Regions from separate parts of the Mus musculus genome. Here regions 2, 3, 4, 5 and 6 are each linked to region 1. The links are chromatin loops, found by intact Hi-C in ENCODE. Cell type or tissue: heart. All regions are shown on one strand. Links, peaks and the distances in the headings refer to the core of each region. The heading gives the core; the rest is flanking DNA.

What was found. Peaks named below come from ENCODE experiments on the same cell type or tissue, not always from the same donor. Only the 100,000 strongest peaks of a DNase experiment are listed, where the experiment ranks them.
Region 2: it touches region 1 in a loop (2.4-fold over the local background); 2 of 42 quality-filtered maps call a loop at or near these places.
Region 3: it touches region 1 in a loop (2.7-fold over the local background); 2 of 42 quality-filtered maps call a loop at or near these places.
Region 4: a loop joins it to region 1, with 3 times the contacts of the local background. A loop is called at or near these places in 5 of 42 quality-filtered maps.
Region 5: a loop joins it to region 1, with 1.9 times the contacts of the local background. A loop is called at or near these places in 2 of 42 quality-filtered maps.
Region 6: it touches region 1 in a loop (2.5-fold over the local background); 6 of 42 quality-filtered maps call a loop at or near these places.

What each region holds. Positions count from the first base shown.
Region 1 is chr9:67,627,023-67,631,857 of GRCm38, forward strand. It overlaps a transcript of Tln2 not described here. Among named protein-coding and RNA genes, the nearest start is that of Gm30936, 65 kb to the right of the region's middle. In heart, for the core only: a CTCF peak has its summit at 2,472; no DNase peak of the experiment used is centred there; H3K4me3 peaks cover 875 bases; H3K27ac peaks cover 270 bases; H3K27me3 peaks cover 1,666 bases.
Region 2 is chr9:67,547,431-67,552,265 of GRCm38, forward strand. The region is part of intron 1 of Tln2 (talin 2); the gene reads right to left. Among named protein-coding and RNA genes, the nearest start is that of Tln2, 9.9 kb to the right of the region's middle. In heart, for the core only: no CTCF peak of the experiment used is centred there; DNase peaks (open chromatin) are centred at 2,091 and 2,581; H3K27ac peaks cover 1,071 bases.
Region 3 is chr9:67,515,081-67,519,915 of GRCm38, forward strand. All of the region lies in intron 1 of Tln2 (talin 2), which reads right to left. Among named protein-coding and RNA genes, the nearest start is that of Tln2, 42 kb to the right of the region's middle. In heart, for the core only: no CTCF peak of the experiment used is centred there; no DNase peak of the experiment used is centred there.
Region 4 is chr9:67,426,565-67,431,399 of GRCm38, forward strand. The region is part of intron 2 of Tln2 (talin 2); the gene reads right to left. Among named protein-coding and RNA genes, the nearest start is that of Tln2, 130 kb to the right of the region's middle. In heart, for the core only: no CTCF peak of the experiment used is centred there; a DNase peak (open chromatin) is centred at 2,317; H3K4me3 peaks cover 1,704 bases; H3K27ac peaks cover 2,384 bases.
Region 5 is chr9:67,346,969-67,351,803 of GRCm38, forward strand. Tln2 (talin 2) reads right to left here. Exons shown (of 58, transcript NM_001081242.2): 19 at 1,154-1,321. Among named protein-coding and RNA genes, the nearest start is that of Mir190a, 110 kb to the left of the region's middle. In heart, for the core only: a CTCF peak has its summit at 2,174 (motif pointing right); no DNase peak of the experiment used is centred there.
Region 6 is chr9:67,582,397-67,587,231 of GRCm38, forward strand. It overlaps a transcript of Tln2 not described here. Among named protein-coding and RNA genes, the nearest start is that of Tln2, 25 kb to the left of the region's middle. In heart, for the core only: no CTCF peak of the experiment used is centred there; DNase peaks (open chromatin) are centred at 2,685 and 4,255; H3K27ac peaks cover 1,616 bases.

The sequences.
Region 1 (4,835 bases), core at 407-4,406:
ATTGGTCAAAGAGACCCAAGAATCCCTGTTCCCATCTCCCCAGCACTGGGATTACAAATACACAGCACCACGCCCAACTTTACATGGGAAGCAGGGAGTGGAACTCGGGTCCTCACGCCTGTGCAGTGAACACTTCCCAGACTAGGCCATCTCCGAAGTCCTTGGAGCTTACATGCCAAAGACCAGGTAAGATCTCATGCAATGTCAAAGTGACATGGATTCAAGAAAAGAAAAAAGCCTAAGGCATAAGAAAGGATACCACTGTGACCCTCAGGATCTGAGATTACTGCAGACTCCAAAAAGAAGTATTTTGTGAAACCACATTTCCGGCTTCCAGAAGCCAGAAAGAATAAATCAAACAAGAATGCTGGAGTCAGAGCAGCCAGGGGCAGATTCAGTTGGTGTAGAGAATGTTCCAGACAGGAGGCAATCAGCTGACTAAATTACGTAGAGAGGCTGCAGATACTGAGAGAGCACCCCTGGACTCACTCTTCAAATGCTGCTGATACCTTAGGAAATGTTTCTTTGAGCCCCATGTGGTGGCACACACCTTTGACTCCAGAGCCAGAGGCAGAGGCAGAGGCAGGTGGATCTCTTTGCGTTCGAGCACAGCCTGGTCTATAGAGCAAGTTCCAGGACAGCTAGAGCTACACAGAGAAACCACATCTCAAACAATAACAGCAACAAAAAGGTTTCTTTGGAGTTTTTGTTTTAAAGATTTGTTTGTTTGTTTTTTAATTGTGCATGTGTGTGTGGTTTGTGCACCTTGAGTACAGGTTCTCATGGTGTCCAGAAGACATTAACGGACGACCTGAAACTGAGTTACAGGTGGTAAGCTGTAGGTGCTAAGAACCAAGTTTGCTTCCTCTACAAAAGCCCCTGAGCTCTCTCAGTTCCCTTGAGAAGAGTTTGACCACAAGGGGTAGGGCGAAGCCAGAGTACACTGGGAGAACAAAATGAGTGGGGAGGCTCATGCCTTTGATCCCAGCACTTAGGAGACAGAGGTAGGTAAGTCTCTCTAAGTTCAAAGCCAGCCTGGTTTATACAGCAAATTTGAGGCCAGCCAAGGAATATATAGTGAGTTCCTATTTAAAAAATAAAAATATGTGAGTGCAGAGGAGATAATAAATAAACAAACAAATAAATAAATAAAAATAAAACAGAACATGACAACTCTTTCAAAAAAAAATGCTTTGCTGAAGGGCTGGAGAGATGGCTTAAGAGCAAGCACATTTTGCTCTTACAGAGGACCCAGGTTCAGTTTCCAGTACCCACTTGGTAGATCACAACCACCTATATAACTCCAGTTCCCCTTCTGGCCTCTGAAGGCACAAGGCACACAAATAGTGCTCAGACATACATGTAGATAAAACACTCATACACAGAACATAAAATAAAAGTAGTTTTTCTCCTAGTGTCTGCTAAGAAGGGAAAGCAAAGAAATGGGAGATGAATGGCTAAGACACAAAGTCAAGGGATGCCTTTTTTGCCTAAGATGAAGATGTCAGAGCATCTCCTGTGAAGATAATCCATCAGCGAGGGACTCTGATGATGTGGAGGGGAAGGGACAGCTGCAGAAGTGCAGAGAGCATGAACTCCAGGGAGGACGTGGACTCCTCAGTAGTCAGTCAACTGCTTCAGTGCAGGAATCAGGGAAACCAAGTCACCGGCTGACAGCAACCTCACACTAAAGCACAGTGGGTCTGCGGCGTCAGGAGGCCCGCTGGGATTCAGTCATACATCAAGAGCACAGCAGTGCAGATGGCCCAGTGGCTTCGCCACCCAGGCTCATTACTGTGGGGGGTGGGGGGGGGGGTAGAACAGTGAAAGCAAAGCAGAGGGCGGGTCTAATCAAGGGCTGGGTACTCAGCAAAATGAGAGCAAGGGCAAGGGTCATGGAGGTTGAGGATGTTCAGGAATCAAAACTGGGTACAGAGGATGGAGGACAGGAATGGGAGTCTTCTAAATAAATAAATAATAAATAATAAAGTAAGGCTCTGTACTTGATTTATTTTTCATATATGTATATGAGTTTTGGCTTTGGTTTGATTTGATTTGTTTGTTTGTTTTTTTTTTTTTTTTTTTTTTTTTTTTGCCAGCATGTGTATGTGTGCATATCTGGTACCTGCAATGGCCAGAAGAATGGAGTCATATCTACCAGAAACAGAATTACAGATAGTTATGAGCTGCCACATGGGTGCTAGGAGCAGAGCCTCAGCAAGAGCAGCCAGTGCTCTTAACCTTTGAGCCACACCTCTCCTGCCCACCTTCTGCTTCTGTTGTGGGAGTTGCCAGTACTCCCTTTGTGCATCCTTTGGTAGGTCTGGGTTCCAAAACCGGGTCAATCACACTTCCCCTCCCCCCACTACCCCACCCCCCCTCCACACTCACACACCTTATCTACTAGATAAACACAAAAACAAGAGCACTGCCCTCTAGGGATGAAACGTGTGGGGTGAGGGCAGGGTTACTTATCAGAGCAGCAAGATAAGCCCCCAAGAGCTTCTGCAGGACAAATGAATGGAAGACACAGAAGATTCCATTAGTTAAAGTCTACCGTGGAAGAGTCAAAAGACAACGCGAACGCTTGCAAGCTGCTCGAGGCTTTGGAACAGTGTCAGTTGGAACTGTTGGTTAAGAGCGAAACAAAATGTAGAGGGCTGACGCTGACGCTGACTTTGAAAATGCACTGTGAAATGGGCTGCAAAAGAGCCTGGTCTTAATTCATAGCTCAGGGCAACCCGTGAAGAAAGGTTCTAAGGACCATGTGACTCTTGTATTCAGCTTGTCCATCTTCAGGAGATGGCAAGTGCCAGGAAGTCAGAGGCTCCCAGTGCCTTTCACTTCTGCTTTACCCTCGACTGCCTTACCTTGTGAGTGCTGCCTGTTTATTGGGAAGGGGAGCAGCAGAGGCGTTTGGGAGAGTTCAACTTCAGGGAGAACATCTGGTTAAACCCACCACTTATCCCCATTATTTGTAATAGTTGTGTTTGGCTTATGTTTTAGCTAGTCTTGTTATTAAATATAAAAGCAATAGGATTACAAAGTTCTAGATGGGGTAAATACTGTAATTAAAAAGGCACCAGTTGGGTTTGTTAAACTATAATTCTAGAATGCCAGCCTCCTTGTTATGTTTTTCTTCTTGCCTTTAAACATTTTTTTGTACCTAATAAAAATTGTTTTTGAATGATTTAACCGGTTTTAGTACTTCCTGCTAGTCAAACACCAACCCAAATCCCCAAGAAAATAGTCGGACTCAAAAATTCTGGAGCAAGAATGTCACAGATCACAAGTCCCAGACACCATCCTAAGAGCCTGGGAATGCAGCAAGCACACACCACCTGTCACATGGCCTGGTAAACTGATAGGCAACTTTCCAACTCACAAAGGCACTTTTCTAGCCCTTTTGAAGTTACAAAATTTTACTAAGGGGGAAAAAAAATCAGGCACTTTGATCAAGCTATGAAGCTACGACAGTAAGAACCAGGCAAGAGAGAGTAAAACCTGGTTAATAATATCTGGTGAAAGAGGCACACAGAATTCACTAAGTATTAAGGTAGTACCATTGAGATTAAATATTAGAAGGCCTGAAATAAAGCATCTCTGGAGTTGACGAGATGACACAGATGGTTGGTAAAGGGCACTGGCCACAAAGCCTAATGACCTGAATTCAATCCCAGGGAGCCACATAGTGGAAAACCTGACTCCTCTGACCTCTAAATAAGGTGCCTATGGCTTTTCCCGACCCACCTGCGCTCGTACATACACACAAATAGATAGATAGATAGACAGACAGGCAGGCAGGCAGGCAGGCAGGCAGGCAGGCAGACAGACAGATGAATATGATTTTTTTTTTTTGTTTTTTTGTTTTTTCGAGACAGGGTTTCTCTGTATAGCCCTGGCTGTCCTGAAACTCACTTTGTAGACCAGGCTGGCCTCGAACTCAGAAATCCATAATATGATTTTTAAAAACTTTTTAAAAGCTCCTTTAAGTTAACTTTCATTGCATCACATCTAAAAGCTGTGCAAAATATATATGCAGCACACATCCAGACCAGCTCCTTGGGTAAAGGCACTTACAGCTTTTGCAGAGGATATGGATTTGGTTGCCAGCATCCACGTTGTGGTTCACAACCACCTACAACTCCAGTTACCATGGGATCCAACCCCCTCTTCTGGCCTCTGCACACAGGTGGCAGGCACATGCACATAAAAATAAATAAATTTAAAATGCCCTCTAGGGAACAATGTTGGCAAACAAACCTGGGCAAGGTGGATTTTAAACGTGCATGTAGCCTACAATGTACTGAATAAACTACTCGTGGGGATGGAGTTTGGAATTTTTTACTTCTCCCTTGGAGATACAAAGTCTGAAACACAAAGCCAAAACTGAGAGAGACCCGCAGGATCCCTTAGAACTTCCTACATAAATGAAAAGGTGTACAAAGGTACGGGGTAGACAGTGGCTAAGAACTCTCCGTTTCTGGGATTCAGTGTGCCACCTCTGAGCTAAGCCCAGAAAAGTCAATGTGATTTAAAGAGGGAGTGGGGAGGGAGGGTTCATCAGCTAATTCTCACCAACATTGGCTATTCTAATTTTGGTCAACTGTTATCTGGGACTTTTCCACTCTTCTAGGGTTCAAATTAAAAGGAAGAAAAGCATTCCTGCATGCACACGTGTACTGGCCTTCTCACAGCCAATGGCCATAGCCACCCTTCCTTCTCACTTTCTGCACAAGATCCCCACAGAGAGGAACAAGGAAGGTACAACCATTGAAAGGGTAACTTTCACACTGTGGCACTTAATGAAGCATATGGGCAACTGCTGACGTCAG
Region 2 (4,835 bases), core at 531-4,530, 79 kb before region 1:
CCACTGGACCACATACTACACTTGACCAGCAGAAAATGGACTTCAGAGGCATCCATATCTGTAAAGCCTATGGGGGCATCATCTTACCTGGCAAATGGGATTTGCAGGAGTTATCAAATAAGGACCCTGAAAGGGTGAGGGCATCCTAAATCCATATGCACAGGGCATGACAAAGGCCTTTCCCATGCACAAGGGGAAATGTGATTGAGCAGAAGAGATGGCACAAGGAGATGTGAAGACAGAGGAAGGGGTGCTGGGGACATGGGTGGCTCTAGAAACTAAAGACGACAAATGGCTCCATTCTCTCCTGGCATCTCTGGAAGAAACAGGACCGACCCCCCACCAATACTCTAATTCTAGCCCAGAGAGATGCATATCAGATGTCTGCAGGACTAGAAGATGCTATATTGGTACTATAGTTTACAGTCATCTGTCACAGCAGAGAGGAAACAGAGGTGTCTGTGTTTTGTAAGCATGCCCCTTAACAGGCCCCTGTATTGGAGGCTCGGTTCCCAGTCTACAGTAGTTTGTATATACTTGGCCCAGGGAGAAGCACTATTAGGAGGTGTGGCCTTGTTGGAGTGGGTGTGGCCTTGGAATAGGTGTGTCACTTAAAGAATGGGCTTTAAGACCCTCATCCTAGCTGCCTGGAAGCCAATTTTTCCTGTCTGCCTTTAGATGAAGATGTAGAAATCTCAGCTCCTCCAGCCCCACATGTGCCTGGACGACGCCATGCTTTTATGATAATGTACTGAACCTTTGAACCTGTGAGCCAGCCCCAATTTACTGTTCTTTTTTATATAAGAGTTTCCTTGGTCATGGTGTCTCTTCACAACAGTAAAACCCAAATTAAGACACAGTCTGTAGCACAAGGAGGTGGCAGAACTAAAGTGTAGAGCCTAGTGGAAGGAACTGGGGTCACTGGAAGAGTATCCTTGAAGAGAATGTTGGGACCTGAACTCTGTCTCTGTGTCCTTTTGCTTCCCAGCTGCAACAATGCTCCAACCACAATGTACTATGCCATCAAAGACCCACAGTCAACAGAGCCAAGCAACCAGGGATTTAAAACCAGGAAACAAGGAAACATAATGAAGCTGCCTCCTGAGGAGTTAACTTCCAGGGGTATTTTGTTACAGTAATGGGGAGCTGCTTAGCACGCTCCCATCGAGGGATTTAAGGTTTCATCCTGATAGATGGGATAATGGAGCCTGGACCTCACCTGTTGATCATAGCATCCCTCCATGAGACACCACTAGAAAAAGATGAGACTCCTGGACCCCAAGCTCTGTACAGAAAATTAGCTCCCGAGATGAATGTGCTCTGTGTGGGCTGGGTTTGCTTGTTTCCCCTGTTTTACATGTTTTGCTTCTAGAACCCTGAGATCTTTCTTTTTAGAAATAAAAATGAAGTGTGGTGTGGGGAGACGGCTCATTTGGTAAAAGTCTTGCTGTGCACACAAGAGGACCTCAAGGCCAAGTAAAGGCCAAGCATGGTGACATAGACAAGAGGATCCTGAGGCCTGCTGGCCAACTAGAATAACCTAATAACACTGAGCCCCAGGTCCCAGAGAAGTGACCCCCATCTCAAAAAAAATAAGCTAGCGGTGCTGGTGCGATGGCTCAGTGTGTGAAAGAACATGCGGGGCAGGCCAGCCAACCTGAGTTTGATTTCTGGATCCAACAAGGGAACAGAGGAAAGTTATCCTCTGACCTCTACAATGAACCGTGAGGTATGCGTGTGAACATTCACAAAATAAAAAAAAATAAGACTTATGTTTAAATAAAGTAAATGGCCCCTAAGTGATAGCGCTTGAGGTCAGGGGACCTGGGGCTCACTGTTATTAGGCTCAAGCTAGCTCAGAGTTCAGCAGCTGCTTAAAGATCACGTCCTCCCTCCCTCCCCCAGGTCATTCTCTCCCTCACATCTTCTCCATACAACTACACTTGTCTCTTGGGAGCCACACAGCTGGCCAAAGGACACAGTGCCAAATGCAGCTCAGGGGTGCTGGGCTTGCTCGGCTACTCAGCAGGAGATACTGAAGTCATTGCTTCTGCTCGGAGAAGGGAGGGTATTTTTATCACAGAAATAGTTCCATGGAACACAACATCTGGGTGGGACAGCTTCTGTCCTGACTACTATGCTGTAGCACAAATAAGACCTTGCCAAAGCCTGGAGGCTTTTGTCAACAGGGCTTGTTAGGGCGGAGCCTATTTGGAACGCCCACTTCTTTGTTCTACTAACATCTGGCAAGAAACAGCTCCTACAGAGGGAGGTCAAGGCAACCCTAGAAGAAAAGAGAAACCATTATTTCTGACAGCCCAGCTTTCCATTCACTTTAAAGCCCAGGCCCACAGGCCCACAGCAGAGTCCCCCAGGAGAGCAATCCAGAGAAGGTAGCACCACTTTTAAAGAAAATGGCATGAATAAGCCAGAACTTGAGCTAGGAATAGTTCTGGTCTATTCTAAGGATATTGATAACAAGGATGGACCAGAGAGAGCACAGGGAACAAGGCAGGAAGCAGCCTGCTGGGGGTTAGTCAGGCCAAGGAGGCTCATCCCCTGGAGTGTCATCATTCCTGTTAAATATGGGATCTGTCACAGAGGCCTGCGGAGGAGCAATGCAGTCTGACAATGCCTTGGAGAAATGTGCTTCCAGCAAATGTTAGAGACCAGCAAGGGCACAGCAAGCATTTGCAGGAGTGTCTCCCCAAGGCAGAATGGAGGGAGGAAAACTGGGCCACACAGAGAGAAGGCCAGGCCTCTGTGGGTAAGGACAGGAGAAGCTTCACACTCAACTTACTTCCCCTCCCAGGTCTGAGCCTAGTTAGTATGCAAGCATCTCTCAGAAGCAAAGACCACCAAACCTCAGGGGAGCAGAGCTTGCAGGAAAGGGCTGGGCAAGTCTAGGAGGCTGAACCACAAGACCACAAAAAGCTTCTTGGCCCCAGGTTTCTGGCTAGATAACTTTTTAGGAAGGGCATGCATACACATATGCAATTAAAATGCGTGGGCGCGCGCGCGCGCACACACACACACACACACACACACACACACACACACACACACACACCAAAACTGCTAACAATTTTAGACTTTTCACATTTCGTTTTGAAAATAACTTTTTTTTTTTTCCTTTTGGTTTTTTCGAGACAGGGTTTCTCTGTGTAGCCCTGACTGCCCTGGAACTCACTCGGTAGACCAGGCTGGCCTCAAACTCAGAAATCCTCCTGCCTCTGCCTCCCAAGTGCTGTGATTAAAGGCGTGCACCACCATGCCCGGCTTAGATGGTTTTAATATTAGTAATCTTCTATGCTACTGAAAGTCCTCCTGGTTAAAGATGTACATTTTATATTTTGTTGGGGTTTGGTTTTGGAGTGTCTTACTATGTAGCCCTGGTTGGCCTGGAACTCACCCATCTGGCTTTGAACTCACAGAGATCCACCTGCCTCTACCTCTTGAGTGTTAGAATGAAAGGCATGTACCACCGTATCTTGGAACACTTTATATTTTTAACAGGAAATTTTAAAAACTATTCTTCTGACCCTGAATGAAATTCTACAGACGTAACCATCTCAGGCTTTAAAAAGCATCATTTTAAAGAAGTTAGTTGCAGTACTAAACAAAAGAAAGAAGGAGTTAGAGAAGGTTAAAACTATAACCACAAGGTCCAGCCAGTGTAGTGGCACAAGCCTTTGATTCCAGCATTTGGGAGGCAGAGGCAGGAGGATCAAGGCTAGCCCAGTCTACATAGAGTTCCAAGACAACAAGGAAAGACCCTGTTTCAAAACAAACAAAGTTAATCAGGAATGTGAGACTGGGTGACTGGGAACACATTTACTGGTATAAAAACAGTATGTCTTATACCACACTCTGGTAGAGTTATAGTAGAATGGAATCAGGGTCTTACTATATAACCTATTTAATAGATTCCAACTTTATCACAAAGAGTAACATTATTTATAAAGGCCCTTTCTCAGACTCAAAGGCTCATGAAGGCATTACATAATTTAGTCTTGATGTCAGCTAAAGAGTATTTTTACTCCTCACATAAAGCAAACAGAGTTAAGAACATTCATAACTGGGCATGAAATTTCTGTAAGGAAGGACAAGGTTGTCCAACTTATTCATTTCCTGAGTCTGTTTGTTTCTTTGTTTTTGATTTATTGGGTTGTAAATGGAGAGAAACTTGCATCTCAGGCTCCCACATGACAGAATTCTGACTACACATCACACTGGACATATCATTCCTGACAAAATAATCGAACAGATCAGAATACCCAGACTAGCTGGAATGAAGAGCATTTGGGTACTTAGTCATAGTACCTGTGTGACTGCACTGCACCTTTTTTATGAACAACCCTGGGTCTGCTGTAGGGTTTGTGAATGAGCAGGAAAAGTGAGCATCTGGCCTTGTGCAGACAAGAAACAAAGCCAGCAAAGTATTGTGTTCACACAGCACTGCACATGCAGCTGGAATGCAGTGACTATGGTGCTCACACAGCACTACACATGCAGCTGGAATGCAGTGGCTATGGCGGGTGTTCATACAGCACTGTACAAGCTGCTGGAATGCAGCAATTATGGTGCTCACACAGCACTGCACATGCAGCTGGAATGCAGTGACTATAGTGCTCACACAGCACTACACATGCAGCTGGAATGCAGTGACTATGGCGGGTGTTCACACAGCACTGCACATGCAGCTGGAATGCAGTGACTAAGGTGGGTATTCACACAGCACTGCACATGCAGCTGGAATGCAGTGGCTAGGGTGGGTGTTCACACAGCACTGCACATGCAGCTGGAATGCAGTGACTAGGGTGGGTATTCACACA
Region 3 (4,835 bases), core at 317-4,316, 110 kb before region 1:
ATCACAAGAAAAGGTCTGCCTAGACTGCGGAGTGGTTTCAAGGCCAATGTGAACAATCTAGTGAGATGCTAAATTAAAATAAAAGTTTAAAAAAGGCCCAGTGATAGACTGCTTCGCCTGGTGCATCAGTTACTTTCCTGTTGCTGTGACAAAAACCATGACACAAAGCGACTTGCAGAAGGAAGAGTTTGTTGATGGTTCCAGAGGGATGAGAGTCCATCTTGGTAGGAAGGTATGGCAGCAGCCAGGTATGAGAGCAGGAGCAGGCTGAGAGCTCGAACCACAGCATGAAGCAGAGAGCGAGATTGAAGGGGACAAGGCTCTAATCTCTAACAGCCCTCCCCTAATGACACACTTCCCTCAGCAAAGCTGTACCTCCTAAACCTGCCCTAACTGCACTGCCAAATGACAACCAAGTGTCCAAAGATCTGAACCTGTGTGGGAGACATTCCTAATTCAAACCACCACACTCAGCACATAAACGAAGAAACCACACTCAGCACATAATCATGGTCACAGTACCAACAAAAAGTGGCTCAAAACTGCCCTCTTCTGGCCTCCAAGGACAGCGAACTCATGGGCGAGCACACACACAAACACACACACACACACACACACACACACACACTATGTATGTATATGTACCTCTGTGTGCACACACAAATACATGTCATTTAAAAATGATAAAATACTTAAGAAAACAGTACTCTTCCCCCCCTTACCTTTTTTCAAATGTATAACAAAAGAAAAAGGAAATTAAGAACCAAAGACCCAAACAAGTCTTTCCTTTTTTAAAGGCAGAAATAGCTTTGCTTATTTAACTCAGTCTTTTTTTTTTTTTTTTGAGTAAAGACATGAAACCTACAATTTTATTGCAAAGACTTCCACCTTTCCTACAATTTTCTATTAACAGTGGTTCAGAATAATCTGATAAAAAGAGGGAATGGGAGGGAGAGAGGACAGGCTAAAGGAAGAAGAGTGAGCCAAAGACGGACAGACAGACAGACTGACAGATGAAATGGGGCTCAGAGTGTAACCTGGTGGTACAATGAAGCCCTGTGTTCAAGCTCCCACATTGACAGCTTCTTCAAAGGGGACAGAGAGAGAAGGGCTGCTACAGAGGTGCAAGATGGGCTTTCAACGGACAGGCTTCAGACTGTACCATCACATGAAACTGTACAAACTCAGCTGGTAAAGGCACCTGCCACAAAGCCTGACTTCAATCCTTAGAATCCACATGATAGACGGAGAGAACGGACTTCTAGAAGTTGTCTTCTGACCTCCTGTTGTGTGAACTATTTCCAAGGAGATCTAAACAAATGTCTGTTCACTCTGGATAGGGAACTGATGAGAGACCAAAGTAAGGACACCATCAAAGACAAAACTAATGAACCAGTGAGTTCACTAAGGTCACTTACAAGAGTATGAGTGAGGTCCGTGAATGACTGAAAGGGAGCTGCATCTTCAAACACCCCCTCCCCACATAACTCGTGAAATATGGAACCATGGAGAACTCAGCATGACTTACAAACAGCTCAGTAGGCCAGAGTTCCTCTGTCGTCAGAAGTTCTTATTTACTGCCTATATAACCTTAAAGAAGAAGGACTTTGTCAGCTTCAAGAACTTCCTGAAACTTGTGAGTTGTTTACTAAATGAGCTTGTTGTTTTGGTTTGTTTTGAAGAAAGGCTTTCACCCTATTGGCTAGCTTGTACTTTACCATGTAAACTAAGCTGACCAGAAACTTCCCGATATCCCCCTGCATCTGCCTCCCATATACTGAGATTAAAAGTGAGCAAATTACCGTATCCAGCTACTTTCTGAATCTTCATGATTTTTCCGACAAAAAATGAGTGTTCCAGTTCACAGGAACTTGCTACACATTTCTCCATGCATGATTTGGCAAGGGCATGTATCACATGGAAATAAATACATGAGTGAGTGCACACACATACACACACTCACACACACACACAGAGTAAATATATCTGTACCGTAAAAGTAAAAAGAAATGTATGCACTCATTAATTGTATTCACCCATCTTCAATGAAGAAAATGAGAAGGTGTCCTCACCAAGAAGGAATAGGGGGCTCTCAGCAATGTTTTCCAATCTACATCATCACACTAACATCAAACTTACAGAAATACTGCTACATGGATGGCCCCTTTCCCCCTTCAAACTCAACCTGCAACTCTGCATTAAAGCTTGGGATAAAGTTTATTAAAACACAAGTCTCTATCATGTATATGCTTGAAATGTAATTGCACAGAAAACCTGTATGAACTCTTAAAGGAAACTGTTTCAAAACAAAAATAAAGTCTTTCTGCCATTAAAATGGGATGGGAGACACAGGTGCCATGGAGCCTGCATGGCATCCGGCACATGGGTATGGCTTTGACCTATCTCCAGCCTCCCAGAACTTTTGTCCAATTAAGCTGCATGGGCCAAGGCTAGCAATGCCTAAAGCAGAGACACACCAGGGCTTCAGCCATGGAAGAAAAGCCATGTGATGAGACTCTCAGCTGTGCAGCTGTACAGAAGCAAACGTGTGCCCAAAGACAAAAATCAAAGGGCCTGAGATAATGAGTAAATTCCTTCCCTTGTCTGCCAGACATTTTTTGTCTTATTTGTAGTCGAAACAAATCTCCTGTGAAGTTCAGAATTCTTCATGTAGAACAACACAAAACTCCAAAAATCCACATAAAACAGAAAGGAGGGACCCAAGCCTTCTGCAGAGTGGAGGGCAGAGCGCTCTGGGGGCGACAGCCCTGCCAATAAAACCGGGTGTTGCCCAATCCTCAATCAAGAAAGGATTTCACACAGGCTGAAACACAAAGGCAGGAAGAGACTCCACTCAGACAAGTTTCCATAACCTTGAAATTCACATCTTCATCTTCAAAAGGAGATAGTTGTATCAGATCACCTGAGGTGTCACTCTCAAATGAGCTGCATTTGAGAATTTCTCCTTAAAATCAGGACCACGTCACCCTAGGGCTCTCCCTCTCTGCCCAGGATCTGTGTGTGTGTGTGTGTGTGTGTGTGTGTGTGTGCACGTGTGTGTGTGTGTGTGCCAGGAGTGTGGAAGACAGAGGTCTCTCTCGGGCTTTGTCTCTCTGCCTCTCAGAGGTGAGATTATAAGCATGTGTCATGGCACTCAGCTTCTTACGTCAGCTCTGGGCATCAAACAAAGATCCACATCCTTGCATGGCAAGCACATTGCCAGTCAAGCTATCTTCTCAGCCTTTCCACAGGGATCTTGTTTTAAAAGGAAATATGAAGGCATGTATGGAAGGGGCATGGCATCCAACATGGTACACACACACACACACACACACACACACACACACACACGCACGCATACACACACACACACACACACACACACACATGCACGCAGGCAACACATGCACAGTTACAGGTGCTTGACATAGCAATGCCAAGCATTCCGTGAAATTATTTTAGAATTCATAACCTACTCACTACAAATTCTTATTCACACAAGTCTGACGTGAAAACATGTTTGAAAACAAATAATAAAACAAAAATCCGTCCATATACACAATGCAGGTAAAACACAAAATAAATGACAATCCCAAATGCAGCATGCTTGAGTCCTCTTCCGCCCTGCTCACAAAGTCCTTGGCAGCCTGCAGACCACCAAGGTTACGCACGTTTTATATAAATAGCATTGCACTGAATCTTCTAGCGTGCACACCTCATGCACACGTGCATGTCACAGAGTTTATAAAACCTGACAAACAATGAGATACGTGGTAACTATGCTTCAGAGACAAGAAGAAAGAAAAGCTTTGACTCCTGCCCAGATGAGCCAGAAAGCAAGACAGTCCTTAGCTGGAACGCCAAATAGACATGCAGACTCCAACATAAGAATTATATTTCACTGCTACAGTGGAGGGAGTTTCCTGATGATTTTAAGACACTTGTGTCATAATAAATGTATTCGTATATGCAAGGCACACGTTTCCACTGAGTGTATCATCAGATATAATGTATACACAATGGATGCCTTTACAGCAGTGAACATAAACTAGCTTCACAAACAATACAATTAGAACTTCCTAAAATAACACTGAGTGGATGGTTAGAAACAGCTAAAGTAAAATTACCTTAAAGGAGCTTAAAATTATACTAGGGAGGAGCTAGAGAAACAGATTGGTAGTTAAGAGCACCAGCTACTCTTGCAGAGGATCCAGGTACACCTATGTATATATATAAAACTTGGGCCAGGTATCTGTTGCATAGAAGATTGCCCCCCCACCCCCAAAATCATAAATAGAAATAAACTCTTAGCATTAAACTGGCCTTAGATCTTCCATTGTTTGGCACCTTCTCTTGATAGATTAGGAATGGAGCTTAAGAGTAGTTCAATTTCATATGTGTTGCTCTTACACAGATCTGTCCCTTTGTCTCACTCCTCAAAGATTCTAAACTAGCATTTCTCCTCTCATTTCTCCTCTCATTGGTGTCCATGAATTATACAATAATAATAGCATCTTGCGTATTTATAACAGGCCTGGCAGAAATGAAAATATGCTAAAGAGGCATTTGTGTGCTGTAATAGTCTATCAGACTATTGAAACAATAAGCCCTAAGACATGAGAACTTCCACAGGAGTCTCACGCTGGGGAAGGAAAAGCCAGGGGTGGGGGTGGGGTGCGGTGTCTCCAAGAAAGAGATGTAACAAACACAGTTCTAACAACTTGTGAGACCACCTTGCAGGCTGAGATTGAAGTCCAGACAATAATCAGCAGAGCACAGGACCATGACTTGACTGCTGCTGCTCAGATGTGGGTGGCCCTGACCCTGTATTTAAG
Region 4 (4,835 bases), core at 494-4,493, 200 kb before region 1:
CTCAGTTAAAAAACAGGACATTCTGGCACCCAAGCCACACTCATTAATCCAAACCGAGAGCCAAAAACCTGAACACAGCAAAGGCCACAGCTAAATGCTAATGTGCTTTCCCTGAGCCATTGTACAAAAATTAAGAACTCAACTCTTCAATCCTAGAAACCATTCTTTACGTCATGAGTCTGCTGTGGAGCCACAAGGCCCTTTCGGAGAGGGAATGTTATGTGCACTGGGCTTGCTCCTTACTAGAACTTTCTTCCGTACATACAAAGCCAGGAAAGGTTTTTCTACACCTTCAGCCCAATGTTCCACTCTAAAAACAGCAGGAACTTTCAGAAAAAAACCTTTAACATCTACATATTTTCTGGGCATCATCAGAGAATCAAAAAGCATTTGCAAGAAGGAACTCATGGGAGACTTGCCTCACGTGGCTGGTTCCCCTCTGCAGTTCCTCCAGAGATGGAGGGAGATAGATGCAGGCCACTCTACGCCTGAGTCAGAGCAAATAACACAGAGTCAGCACCCAGGGTTTCCATACAAACTCAGCCCCTCCTTCAACACTTCTTCAGTATATGTGAGCGCCTTTCACCAAACACCCAGCTCACAGCCTCCATAGCCTGGCCCTTTGACCAGGAGTTTCCATGAAGGGTCCTTTAGGAGTTGCACAGTTTTTTGCCTATAACAGGTATATGAATCTGTGGGCAGCCTTTGCTAGCTAGAAAGGCTGTGGGAAAGGTACAGAATGGGAAGGGGGTGGAATAAACATAACATCTTAAAGTTTATGCTAGGAAACACTCAGCGAATTTGGACATGTTTCTGTTAGAACTTAGAAGATGGATGGGTGACAGCTTAGTTGATGAAGTGCTTGCCACACAAACAAAAGGAGCACATCATGGTGTGTGCTTGTATCCCAGAGCTGGGGAGGTGGGGAATATGCAGATTCCTGGGGATGAATGGTCAGCCAGACTAGACTACTCAGTGAGTCCCAGAAACAAGAAGAAGAAGAAAGAAGAAAGAAGAAAGAAGAAAGAAGAAAGAAGAAAGAAGAAGGAGGAGGAGGAGGGGGAGGAGGAGGAGGAGGAGGAGGAGAAAGAAAGAAAGAAAGAAAGAAAGAAAGAAAGAAAGAAGAAAGAGGAAGAAGAAAGAAAGAAGAAAGAAGAAAGAAGAAAGAAGAAAGAAGAAGAAAGAAGAAAGAAGAAAGAAGTAGTAGTAGTAGTCGTTGTCTCAAAAGATGAGGCGCCTGGCTCCTGAAGAACAAATCCCAATACTGATCTCTGCCCTCCACACATATGTATACACATGCATTTGGTCATACAGGTGTACTATCACCCCCTCCCCCAAAGACACACATAATAATAACAATAATAGCACACACAATATACACCAAACCATCCAAATAAAGTGAGATGAAGGAAGATGAGAGAAAAATCCAGACTAAGTTGCAAATTCAATATAATACTGTAAAGTGTTTTTCAGTCTCTGATTGGACCTGGCTGACTCAACGGGCCAAAAGTCTATCTTATACTCTCCTAAAGGATGACTGCAAAGACACTGGGCCGCTACCACAGTTATTTCTCAGAAAGAACTCTGCCTGAATACAGAGAACTCTGCTCTTGGTCTCACACTTTCCATGCTATGGAGAATGTTGCTTCTCAACACTAAGTGGTTCCTTTGTGTCAGTTTCTCCAACACCTCTCTCATATAAGCAACTAAATGTATGAGTTCAAAAAAGAAACAAACAAAAACCAACCAAGCAAACAAAAAACCTTGAGAGTGGCAACACCCCTGGAGAACCACTCGCCACAGCAGACACTGTAAAAGGATTAGCACAAGCTACAGAAGCTTCTGACTGGGGAGTCCCAGGGTTGAAGCTGGGATGCAGCCATGTGAGACAGCCTCTGATGGGTTCGATGGTCAGCACAGGGCACGCTTGCCAGAGCATGGCATGGGAAAGCAGAGGCACGCCGCCCTGCTTCTGCTACACTCAAGCCTCCTTTCTTCAAGTCTGAGCATAGTTCTTCATAACCCTACGGTCCTTCTCAATGGCAAGTGTGTGTCATAGCATACCAGATCAGGAAGGGAAGCCACCAACATTTCCTAGCCAGACCAAAAAGCCCAGAAGAAGATCACCGAGAGGAAGAACCCAAGACAGGGTTCCGGGTTCAGCCCTGGTCACCCGCTACTAGAACTTTGAACTCACCCACATCCAATGGTGTTGGCACCCAGTTGGCTCAGCTAACTTAAGCCTCCGGCTCAGACACTGCAGCTGCTTTATGATTGTCTCAAAATGCATAAAGCACTGGGCTAAAAATAAAGCAGCTGACCCAGGCCTGATAATGCTGTGCACGGGATTTTCAATGGGCAGTCCAAGTTGTCTGAGCATTGGAGCCCCACACTCAGTCTCAGCCCTGACGGTGACTTTTTAGAGGCGTGGCGTCTGGGGTGGTCAGATCATCCTTTTCAGAGCAGTGAGGAAAATCGCATGGGAAGACACCTGCATTCAGGAAACACCTACTGCTCTGCAGAGCTGGTCTAGATGGCACAGATCGCACTAGCCACAGGCTGAATTCAGGAGGCTGTGCTGGCTTTTTTTTTTCCTCCATCATTATTATTTTAAATCTAAATCATTTATTTGTTAATTTAGCTATGTGTGTGAACAGATGGTTGGTGTATGTACACGAATGGGTGGATTTGAATTCATGTGGCAGGTCCTCCTTCTACTGCCTTATACCCGCTCATTCAGAGGCAGGGTCTCCTCCTAAATCTCAGCTCGGCTGGAAACCAGCGCGTCCGGCTATTTCTGGCTGCTTTGGAAGGGGAAGAGGTACAGATGTGCACCCTACAGCTTATTAGTGTTGAGTGATGGAATCCAGCCCTCATGATTATGCAGCAAGCATTCTTAACTGCTAAGCCATCTCTCCAGGCCTGTGCCGATTTTTTTTTAAAGTGACGTTTATTAAGTGCTTTCTAAGAAAAGGAGAAGACAACAACAACAACAAAATCTCAGACTAGATTTTTAAAAAAGCAAAAGGATTTTTAGGAGCGGGTAAATACCATGATGTTAAGAACCAACAACAACAAGAACAGCAACAAAACAAATGTCCACATGAGCTAACAGAAGCTCCATCCACGATCCCCAGGGAGTTACCCATCAGCAAGGAAAGCCAGGGATAAGCGTGCAGTGCTGCAGGAATGAGTCATAGACCATCAGGAAATATGTGCAACAGAAAAGAATACGATGAAGAATAAAGGCATTGTAGAGGTGTAAAATTGATTGTCACATAGTAAAAGCCACTTATAAAGTTAGAAGAAACCCAAGTTCTTACTTGCCAGGGGCACATTTATCTAGGGAAGGCACAGCGCCTGGAGGAGGACTAATATTCATAGGTGTGGATATGTGATGAGCCATTCTGAAGAAGAACTTTGTAAATAAAAACAATGCAGAAGACAGGCACAGTGGTGATGTCTTCGATCCCAGCACTCAGGAAGCAAAGGCAGAGGCAGGGGCAGGGAGATCTCTGTGAGTTCAAGGCCAGCCTGGTCTACAGATTGAGTTCCAGGTTAATAAGAGATAGACAGTGAACCCCTGTCACAAAACAACAACCACAAAGCGCAAGAAGGGAAGTCAGAGACACTGCAACACAAAAGTGGAAATGGCCTTTAAGATGGCTCGGGGATTAAAGGCATTAATGACAAACATATAAACTTCAGTTTGATCCCCAAACCCACTAAAAAAGAAAGGAAGGAGCCAGCTCCACAAGCCTGCCCCCCACCATGCACCCTATGTCAAGTGCATGTATACATAACATTCAGACACAAACAATGACTATAATAAATACATTTCTTTAAAATTTACCTAAGGTAAAACCAATGCAAATGAAGACAGAAGATAAGCAATGGACTCTAGAAACATTTTTATAGACTCTGGCTCAAGGTTACTATCAGAAAGATGAAGTCAAGAAGAAAAGGAAGAACTCCGCAAGAAACTATGACAAATACCCTAATATAAAACAAGGAATCCAAAAAAAACTTTAATAGTATCGGTGGAAATGTTAAAAAAAATAAAATAAACAGACCAAAGGTCAACTTCAGTCAGATCTTCCAAATGTAAACTCGAGAAGACATTTTCCATGCAGACAGTAGGGGTCTGAACACTACCACACTGACAAGAAAGACAGGGTAATGAATACCTCCCTCCCTCTTGAGCAAGCATGAGCTTTTTGGCAGTCAATATGACCATATTCTTTAAGAGTTGTAAATGTGGTTTCATTCTTGACTGGTTATTTCAAGACAGGTCTTATTCTATATTTAGAGATAAGGATGGATGCTTGTGTTCCAGGATGTTTACCACTGTTTTGTTCCTGCCCAAGATACTAAAAAGTCTAAATTACTTTCTGCACGCATGCAGATATACACATGGATGAAAAGAAAGCTCATCTGTCTCCACTTCTAAAACACTGGCAAAAACAGCTTCAAAGAAAAATGGTTTATTCTGGCTCAGAGTTCAAGGTACAACCTATCATCCCAGGGAAATCAAGGCAACAGGAGCCAGGAGCTTGAAGCATCTGCTTACATGGCATCAACAACAAGGAAGCAGAAAGTGGTGAATGCATATTCCCTTTCTCTATTTATATAGTCTAGGATCCCAACAAGGGAATGGTGCCACCCACAGTGGACAGGCCTTCCCATGTTAATTAATGCAATTAAGATAACTTCCCGATAAAGGTGGCCAGAGGCCTGTCTCCCAAGTGATTCTCGACTTGATTAAGCAAATAGCCAGTCTATCAAAACATGTCAATAAAGGCATATTTTCTTTAGATTCTGGCTCTATAAAAGAC
Region 5 (4,835 bases), core at 551-4,550, 280 kb before region 1:
GTGTTTCCTCAAAGACTAGGGAAAGCCTGTCAGTTACCTGTGGACTCGAGGACCAGTAGGAGGATGGCTAAGGATGCCTCTGGATGCTCCAAATCCTATCAGGGGAGTTTGGGGAGCAGTTTGGGGTGTGTGGTGGAGGGGAATGCCAGTCCTTCAACCACTGATCTACAAAGCTGGAGATGGAAGCCCAGGAGCAGAAGCCCCCCATCCTCAGAGAAGCACACACGCATGATGGCGTAGAAGGGCGCTTGGGATCAGACAGGTCTATGTCAGAACCAAATTCCGCTGCTTTATTTCCATGGCTGAAAGCAGCTCATTAACACTGAGTCACCTCAGCTTTCTCCTCAGTAAATGAAGGCTGATGGCGTGCAGTGTGCAGGACTGCTGGGAAGCCCCAACCAGGTGATTCTGACACAATGAACACACCCTGGAGCCATTCACAAGATGAATGGGCCTCCCTGAGAAGCTGTGGGTTCAGTATGAGCCCCTTACAACCCTGTGCCATGAATTGCAAAGCCTCTTCTTTTTTGCTTTTTGCTTCCCCCATCCCCCTAAGACAGAGTTTCTCTGTGTAGTTCTAGCTATCCTGGAACTTGATTAGCAGACCAGGCTGGCTTCAAACTCAGAGATCTGCTTGCCTCTGCCTTCAGAATGCTGGGCTGGGATTAAAGGCGTGCAAAGACTCTTTCAAGCACTGGAAATATGTTGCATTGAGAGGCCCAAAGGGAGGCACAGCAATTTGCATCTAACAATAGATGAGCCAACAATAAGAGCAGAATTAGAGAGCTTCTACTAAGGTCCTGTCATGGCTGATTAGAGTACTTGGGAGAGAAAAACAGACAGATTTCTCTGAGCTCAAGGCCAGCCTAGCCTCTCAATAGTTCCAGGAGAACCAAGATACATAGTAAGACCTTGTCTCCACCTCCACCCCCTTGCAATAAATAGATAGATAAATAAATAAATAAATAAATAAATAACAACAATGAAAGTCCCAAAACCCAACCAAGCAACCAATCAACCAAAACAAAAATTTCTACTCCTGTTTCCCAAAAGAAGACACCTGAAGCAAGCTGTAGAGCTCAGGCTCCTTGACGACTGGTGGCAGGTGACAGGGTATGGCACTGTAGGGAGGGTGGCATGCCAGCTGGCTTACCTTAGCACACGCCACAAGCTGCGAGGTAGAGAGGGCACACTGGGTGGCTGCGGCGATCACCCTGTTCTGTAGGACGGTGTCTTCAGCCACCTGGGCCACATTCTTCGCCTTCAGTACTAACATGGCAGCAGCATTGGCAACAGCCTTAGCTAGACTCATTAAAACATCCTAAGAGAAAGGAACCGAAGTTATTTATGATCACCCTTTGAACGCTGAAACTGTGTGAAGTGCACCCAACGTTCCTATTAAAATTCCATTTGGTTTTTTACCTTCATTTACCTTGATTTTTTTCCCCTTTATTTTTTGAATGGATGATCTATCCTTGCAAGAAACTGAGGGAAGGAAATTGTATCTTGATAACAAAATGTGTCCCTGAAGACACTGAGTAACACAGGTTTCAACATAAAACAGGTCAGGGCTGGGGAGATGGCCCAGTCAATAAAGAGCAAACAGCAGGACCTGAGGCTGGATCCCCAGCACATTAAAAAACAAAACAAAACAACAACAACAAAACCCCCAAAAACCACTGGCAAATTGCACATGTCAGGCCAGAGACAGGGAGGTCATTAGAGCTCAGTGGTCATCCAGCCTGGCTTCTGATCTGGAGACAGATGCTGTCTCCAAAAGTGTGATGCAAAGTGACAGAGACATTTGATATTGAACTCTGGTGCACACGTGCACGCTTATGTGCATGCCTACCAAACAAACACATGCAGACACATATAAGCACACATATAGATCCTCCAAATACCACACACAAAGAAAGCACCAAAATAAAAAAAAAATGAAACGGAGGAAACAGGAAGGGTGTAACTGGTCATTCACATTCATGTTCTCACACTGATCCTCGACTCTTGTATGTTTGATGGATGTGTGACATCAGGAGAAGCTGAAGAGACACTCAGATGCCACCAGTACTGCAATATGTAGGCATTAAATCATGGCCTCTGAATCATCATACCCGAGAATAAATTGAGAATCAATCTTTTGGATGCCTAGCTTGTACGAGCATCCAAGTTATGATCCAAAAGTCAGCGGTCCCTCTGCCTCCAGAGGGCAACGTAGGACACACACAAATTCCTGGCATCAGTTCCCACAGCGGGAAAGTCTAAGACTACTCTGAACATATCCTTAGCATACAGAACCTTCTGCATAGGGATTGGATTATGCAAAGTAGCAGAGAACCTTCATACATTTACTACGGCGAGATGCTGAGGAGCAGGGATATGCCTCAGTTGGTGCTTGCCCAGCAGGTATGAATGAAGCCCTGGGTACCATGCCTATGAACTAGTTATGGTGATGCCTGCCAGTAATCCCAGCACTTGGGAGGTGGGACAGGATAGGACAGCTTAGATGACATGAAACCCTGTATCAACACAAAAACCATGTCTAACTACAGCTGCTAGGACTTCGAGAGTTTAAAGTTCAGCTTATGAGAGGTGTTCTCCCTGCAGGAGGGACAGTCCTTTGGTCTGGACCACCAGATCTGTCACCCATCTGTTTGACCTGAAGAAGAACCACTTTTACACTTCAATTTACTTCAGCACTGCAAATACCGGGAGCACCTTATTTGACTTAGACATGCCTTCCCTGACATCCAAGCCATTGTTACTTTGAGCAAGCATGTCAAGACTTTTCTCCAGAGGAAATGTGGTCAGAAGTCTTCGGTTATTCATCAGATAATATAAAAAAGCAGGCTTGGTTCTAAACATCAAGGCTACCCATCAGCTCTTTACAATGAGAGATGCTATGAGAAAATATATTGGAAAGCGTGTCCAGCCTGTGTAGTTTGCAGGAGTGAAGAATACGTTTGATGCAGGCAGGTCTAAAAAGTGGCAAATAAGCTAAAGAAGCTGTTTTGGGGGCTGGGGAGATGGCTGCTTGGGGAAAAGACACTGACCGTTAGGTGTCATGACTACAGCTTGTTTCCTGGAGCCCTCATGGTTAGAGAAGAGAATGGACTCCCCAAGTTGTCTCTCCACATGCATGCAGTGGTGAAGTGGTCGGCATGGACACACACACACACACACACACACCACAAACACACACAGAGCTACAGATACACAACCAAAGTGACCATTTACTGCGGCCTTTCATGGGTCTAGGACAGTACTTGAGTGTCCAAGAAAAGGCTGTGAAACAACGCGAAGCCTTCAGAAGTCAAGGGGCGCTTGACTGCTGCATGCATGCCTGCTAGTCGTTCCCAGCATGCTGCCCCTTACCGCCCCCACACATCTTGGACATTTGCCTCTGAATTCAGGTTAAAAGCAACTTGGATGTCACAAATTACTAACAAGATTTTTAAACATAACTTTCTGAAGCTGACCAGGACATTCCTTCACACAGGGACCAAGACTGGGTCACCCACAACCCCAATGGTCACAAAGGACTTTGTTCGAGTCACTGAAAGAAATTCTCTTTTTATTAATTTTGTCCAAATACAGTCAGGAAAAGAACGGGATACTGCAGTTATAGCTGCTGGCTGGCCAGTCTTTGTCAAGCCTCTCAATAAGCCCACTATTATGGAGCCTGTGTGAAATAAATCCTTGTCAGCTCTGGGAACACGCAGTACATTGAGAACCCAAGAGAAGCTTCGCCATGGGACTCAAGACCCAGGAAAACAGAGCGGAAATCCCGTCGTGCCAGGTGGCGCCACGGCTGCAGGAGGGAGGCTGGGAAGGACTGTCCTACCCCACCGTCCCCTCTACATACCCCACCTTCTGGAACATCCCACCTTGTCTCTGTACCTGCCTCCTAGCATGGCCATAGAGAAGCAAACAGGAGGCAGGGCCTGCACCTGACCACAGTGGTAACAATCCATCAGAGGAAGAGGCAGGAAGCAGAGCTTCAGGAAACTGCCAGGGCAAGTCACACGCCTCCTGGGAATCCAGAGCATCGCTCCATCATTCTCCATGTGGGTGCACTTTGGGTGCTTTTTGGGTGTGCACTTGAATATGGAGCCCATGAGCGAGCTCAGGTGCCATTCCTCAGAAGCTGTCCACCTTGATTTTTTTTTGTTTTGAGACAGATTCGTTCACTGACCAGATGTTTGCCAACTCGGCTGGGCTGTGAGTCCCAGGGGATGCCCCTGTCTCTGTCTTCCCAGCCCTGACTTTACAAATACCATACTACAACTATGGTTGCACAGCTATTTATGCACAGCTGTAAACATAAACACTGGAGATCCAACTCAGGTCTTCGTGCTCTGGTGGCAAGTTCATCACTGACTGAACTGTCTTCCCAGCCCCCAGCCCCCACAAAGCAATACTTCTGAGCAAAGTCAATCAAGTACTTAAAGATACTAAAGCCTACCAACAGCAGCGAAATCTAATAGAGACAAAATCCCTAAGACTTATCTGCCTAGGCGAATTGGCTGTACGATATAAAATGCAAGGTCAGCACAATGATAGCATGGAGATCTGGAAAGGACTCGGGATGGGACAAAAGCAGGGGTCAGTGGGGTGTGTTATATGGTCTGCAGTGAATTCTACATAGTGAAGGGAAATCCTGGTATAGAAATGACTTCCAGGAAGCTATGACTGGCACCCAGCCTATACCATGCATGAACATGTGACCTGAACCTCAGGTCATGAATGGGTAATGTGGTCTTAGAACCACAAGTACAGAGACAGAAAGGAGACATAGATACCTCTATGGACGAAAGTGTACATTTCTCTTTCAC
Region 6 (4,835 bases), core at 352-4,351, 45 kb before region 1:
GGGTCTCACTATGTAGTCAAGGCTGGTCTGGAACTCAACATGTTGACATAACTGGCCCCTGTACTCTTAACAATCCACCTGCCTCTACTTCCTAAGAGCTGGGATTAAACACATGTCTCTCCATGCCCAGATAAAATCTGAATGGTCTTGGCTTGTTTTGAGTTGGTTTTTAAAGCTGACACAGGAACATAAACATGTAATTCAAGTGCTGGAGAGGAGAAGACAGACAGACAGATCCTTGGGGCTCAATGGCAAAGGCCATTGAGAGGCCCTGTCTCCCCTACAAGACAGGTGGATGACATCTGAGACACAAGACCTGAGATCATCCTCTGGCCTCCTCCTATGTGGCACAGAAGTATACTCCCACAAAGACACAAAGGACAAAAGGAGTTTGGGCCTTTTGAGAGGACTACAACTAATTTAGGGCTTCGAGGGGAGGAGCCACAGAAACAAACCTGGGCTACTGCATCTCCCGGTGGCTGTGCCCAAGAGATTCTGAATACAGTATTTATGGAATATTTATGGAACTTGAGGTCTGTGGGTTTCAGTGGGTAAGGGTTTGCTTCCCTAATATGGAGGAACAAAGCCAGCTAGACCCCTTCACCCAGAAAGTAAAGGTGAGATAGAAGAGGGGGTGGACTCTGCAGATGGGCGCTAGGAAACGCAGTTATGAGAAGAGGCCCAGGAGGAAGGCCAGCACACAGCAGCCAGAGATAACAGAGAGCAGTCCGATGGGGGTGTTAACCAGTGACCCTCAAATGCCACCTATGAACCCAAGGGAAGTGTGGCCATCCATGGGCTGCTGGAAGCCTTTCAGAATGTTGCTCTAGTACAATAGCCATGCAGGAACCAGAGTAGGGACCAGAGGTACAGGCCACTCTAAATTTATCCAGGGATACCTCACCACCAACACTGGGGGTGCAAATAAAAATAGGAATCAATCACTCCTATACAGCTGCAGGCACATCTGTAACTACCTCTGCCTGTCTGACCTCAAAGAACCTTCCTATCTTTGCATCTTTATGCCTCTGGGCTCTCCCCTCTCCTATTGGCTATCTGATATCTTCAGGTCCCTGGTGGGACCTGCACCTCCATGAACCGCTTTCCAAGGTCTTCATCATGCTGGCTCATATGGGGACACACCTACTGTCTCATAAGGTGTAGTCTCTCCTCTCCCAGTCAATCCCAGCCTGCAGTGGCACACACAGTAAGGGCTTCCCAGCCCACACTTCCTGATTCTGATCCTGTGAATAAAGCAGTAACTCCAGAAAGAGAGCTCCCCAGAAAGTGCTCCCCAGAAAGAGTACTCCCCAGAAAGAGTGCTCCCCAGAAAGAGTACTCCCCAGAAAGAGTGCTCCCCAGAAAGAGTGCTCCCCAAACATTACTATTTCAATTAAAAAGGTTTTTTTCTTTAAGAGAGTTGACAAGACAGCTCAGTGGGTCAAGGCACCTGCCACACAAACTTGACAACCTGAGGTCAACCCCCAGAACCTATGTAAAGGAGAGATCGACTCCACAGAGCTGTCTTCTGACCTCTACACAGGCACTGTGGCCTGCACCCTCCCACACCACCCACACACACATGACAGTAATAATAAAAATAAAAATGTAAAGTTCTTTTCCTCCTTCCTTTACTCAAACTCCTTGTACTTCATAACAGATATAACTTCACATAAACATACTTACACACACCACTACACCAATTATCTCAACAGGTCTTTGCCATCAGCCCTTCACAACTAAATGGACGTACACATCCTGGTGTATAGACCTAGACAGAAAGAAAAGTGCTAGTTTCACATGGCCAGCCATAGACGGCAGAGCCTTGGGAAGAATGTCCCCTCAATCCCAGGGAATGTGGGCCTTCCTAGGCTGTTCTGAGTCAGTCCTCAGACTGAGAGAAGCCAGTTTCCAGGGACTGAGCCAAACCTTCAATGTTGAACCCTCCACCTTGCCAGTGGTTTCTCCTACTCCTAATAGCAAGGTGAAGTCAGAGGGAAGCTGAGAAGAAAGTGGTGGTGGGAGGGGGTATGCACCAGAAACCTCACACCTATTTATCTACCTCAGGTAAGTATTCCCACCCAGAGTCATGAAATTTTCCTTCGGAGCACCCGTCTACAGACTCACAGTCATGAAGAACCAGCCACCCAGATATCCCTCATTCAAGCCCAGCCTGCTAACCCCTCAGTGAACCTAGACACCAGAGTCACTGGGCAGTAATGTATAGCAGCCCACACATAGGGACAGCAGTTGAAGCCCACTCTCAAGAGTCCCAAGTGTCCCTTCTTTCCCCCTTTTGTACAAACATTTGCTGGGACTTCTCTATAAACCAACATCAGTAGAAAGGGAACATCCAGAGTATATGAGAGTTGAGTCATTAAATTGTACAGTCCCTTGGGGGAAAGAAAAGGCCAAACCAAGCCACAAATTGTTAGGTCTTCAAAACCCTAACAGAAAGTGTAATGTGTCTCTGTTCTGGGGGGAACTTGGCATGGAGCCCTCTGCTCTGACCCACGGAGGCCCTTTGGGCAAGACACCCACTCATATCTCCCACCAGCTGCCATGGGGGTCAGGACTTGTAGGCCAGGCCCAGCCTGGGAAGAAAAGCATCCAACAGCTGATGATTTCCACCGTCCTCCCAAGAGAGTGCTCAGACTTGGCAGAACCCTCAGGATATCATTCTCTAGCTTCCAAAACACTCAGCAGAAAGAACCAAGCCTGAACATTAGCCTCGCGCCCTGAACCAAAGGCGAGTGAGTGCGTCAGAGGAACACAGTCCCATGGAAGCCACGGGAAACGGGATGACTCAAGCCTGGCCGGCCTCGCTCAACATAGACATCTGTGAGTTCTCACATAGGAGTCTGACTAAAGACATCATCATAAGAAAATAAATAAATAAAACAAATGACAGGACAGTTATTGTTAACCAAGGAGGCGGGGCACTTGAATCAAGCTTCAATTATTCATATTCCATAAAGCCACGGCCGAGCTGCTGGCACTCTTGGTCAACAGAAAAAGACCCACAGCAGTGTGCCCATCCAAACCTCCCTCCCTGGGTCTCTGCCTCAGTCAGGTACCAAGGCACTTACACAGAAATACAGGGCCCTGTGCTAGAGCTCTGACTTCCACATGTGCCATATTCAGATCACTGTGTCACAGAGGGCAGGTGTGAGTGTAAAAAAAAAGAAGCATCAACATTAACCTATGAAAGGACAACGGCAGAGAGAAACCAAGAGCCCATCCCTGCTGGGATACACATGGCAAACTGCGTGTGCAAGAAGGCTATTGCAGAAGGAGGTGGGCACTACATAAAGGATCTACAAAGGACCAGAACTCATATGTCATGTGCTTTTGAGTGGCTGTCTTCCCAGGTCCCTAGCCCACTTCCAGCCTCAGCAGAGCCGTGTTTCTTTCTCTACATAAACTGCTTCTACTTCTGTTTCTTTTTATTTTTTATTTAAGATTGATTGATTGATTTATTTATTTATTTATTTATTTATATATGTATATGAGTACACTGTAGCTGTCTTCAGACACACCAGAAGAGGACATCGGATCCCATTATAGATGGTTGTGAGCCACCATGTGGTTACTGGGAATTGAACTCAGGACCTCTGCAAGAGTAGTCAGTGTTCTTAACCGCTGAGCCATCTCTCCAGCTCATCTATTTCTATTTCTATTGCTACTCTCATACCCCTGTACCATACAATGTTCTGAGACCCAAGAAGTCTGTAGTCTCAACGGTTACTCTCCAGATTCCAATCATGCCCTTACCATCTGACTAGCAGCTACTTAAACATCTGAAGACATGAGCAACAGATGTTTTTGCAGTTATTTTCCAACCCATATTTAGGATCTATGTTTTCAATATTTTTCCCCACAAAAATAATAAGTTGACAGTATCAGGTTACCTCTCTCCCTATCTGCCATCAAACCCATTCTCTTCCAAGGTCCATCCAGCTAACGTTGAACTTTTTACTGATACCTGGCATTCACCAGTGATCCATGTAGGTCTGGTTAGTGAAGGTACAATATAGCTAGTTAGATTTGAATTTCATAAATCACTCAGTAAGTAGGACCCACTCAACATTTGGAACATATTTATAATTCAAAGATAGTTCACTGTTTATCAGTTTATGTAAGTTTAGCTGGGCATCCTGAGTTCTATGACAACCTCTGGACACCATCTCAGCAGAGAAAAACCCTGATGCCTGGGAACAGCTGGAACAAGCTGGGAGCTCCCAGCTGTCAGCTCATTCTACACAGATTAACTGCACTCTGGCCCTGCCCCTCTAGATAAGAAGACAGGAAAGGGGGGCAGGAGGGTTGCCTCTACAACAGGCAAGGTCTACTCTTCTCTACTTAACATAGTTGGCAAAATTTCAACACAGGGACTCAGGAGGGGCCTCAGCAGTAAAGAACACTTGCTGCTCTTATAGAAGACTAAGATTGTTCAGTTCCCAGTACCCACACTGAGTGGCTCGCCACAGCCTGTAACCCCAGTTCCAAGGGATCCACAACCACTAGCCTCTTTCAAGGACACCTGTATTCACACATACATAGGCCCATACATAGACCCGGCAAGCATACACTTAACTAAAAATAAAAATAATGTTTAAAGATTCCCAAATGACTAAAGAGACCCAATCATAATGGATAGTTTCACAATTTAAGCTTTTACTTATTTATTTTCTCTCCATGTGGGGACACTGGGGCTCTTGACCCTGCAGTCAAGGTCCTAGTAAAGAAGGTGCCATATAGCAGTTTCTAAATGGTCCTGCCTTCTACCAATCACCTTCTTCCTTACTACCAAGCAGCTATTCCCACCCCAAAGC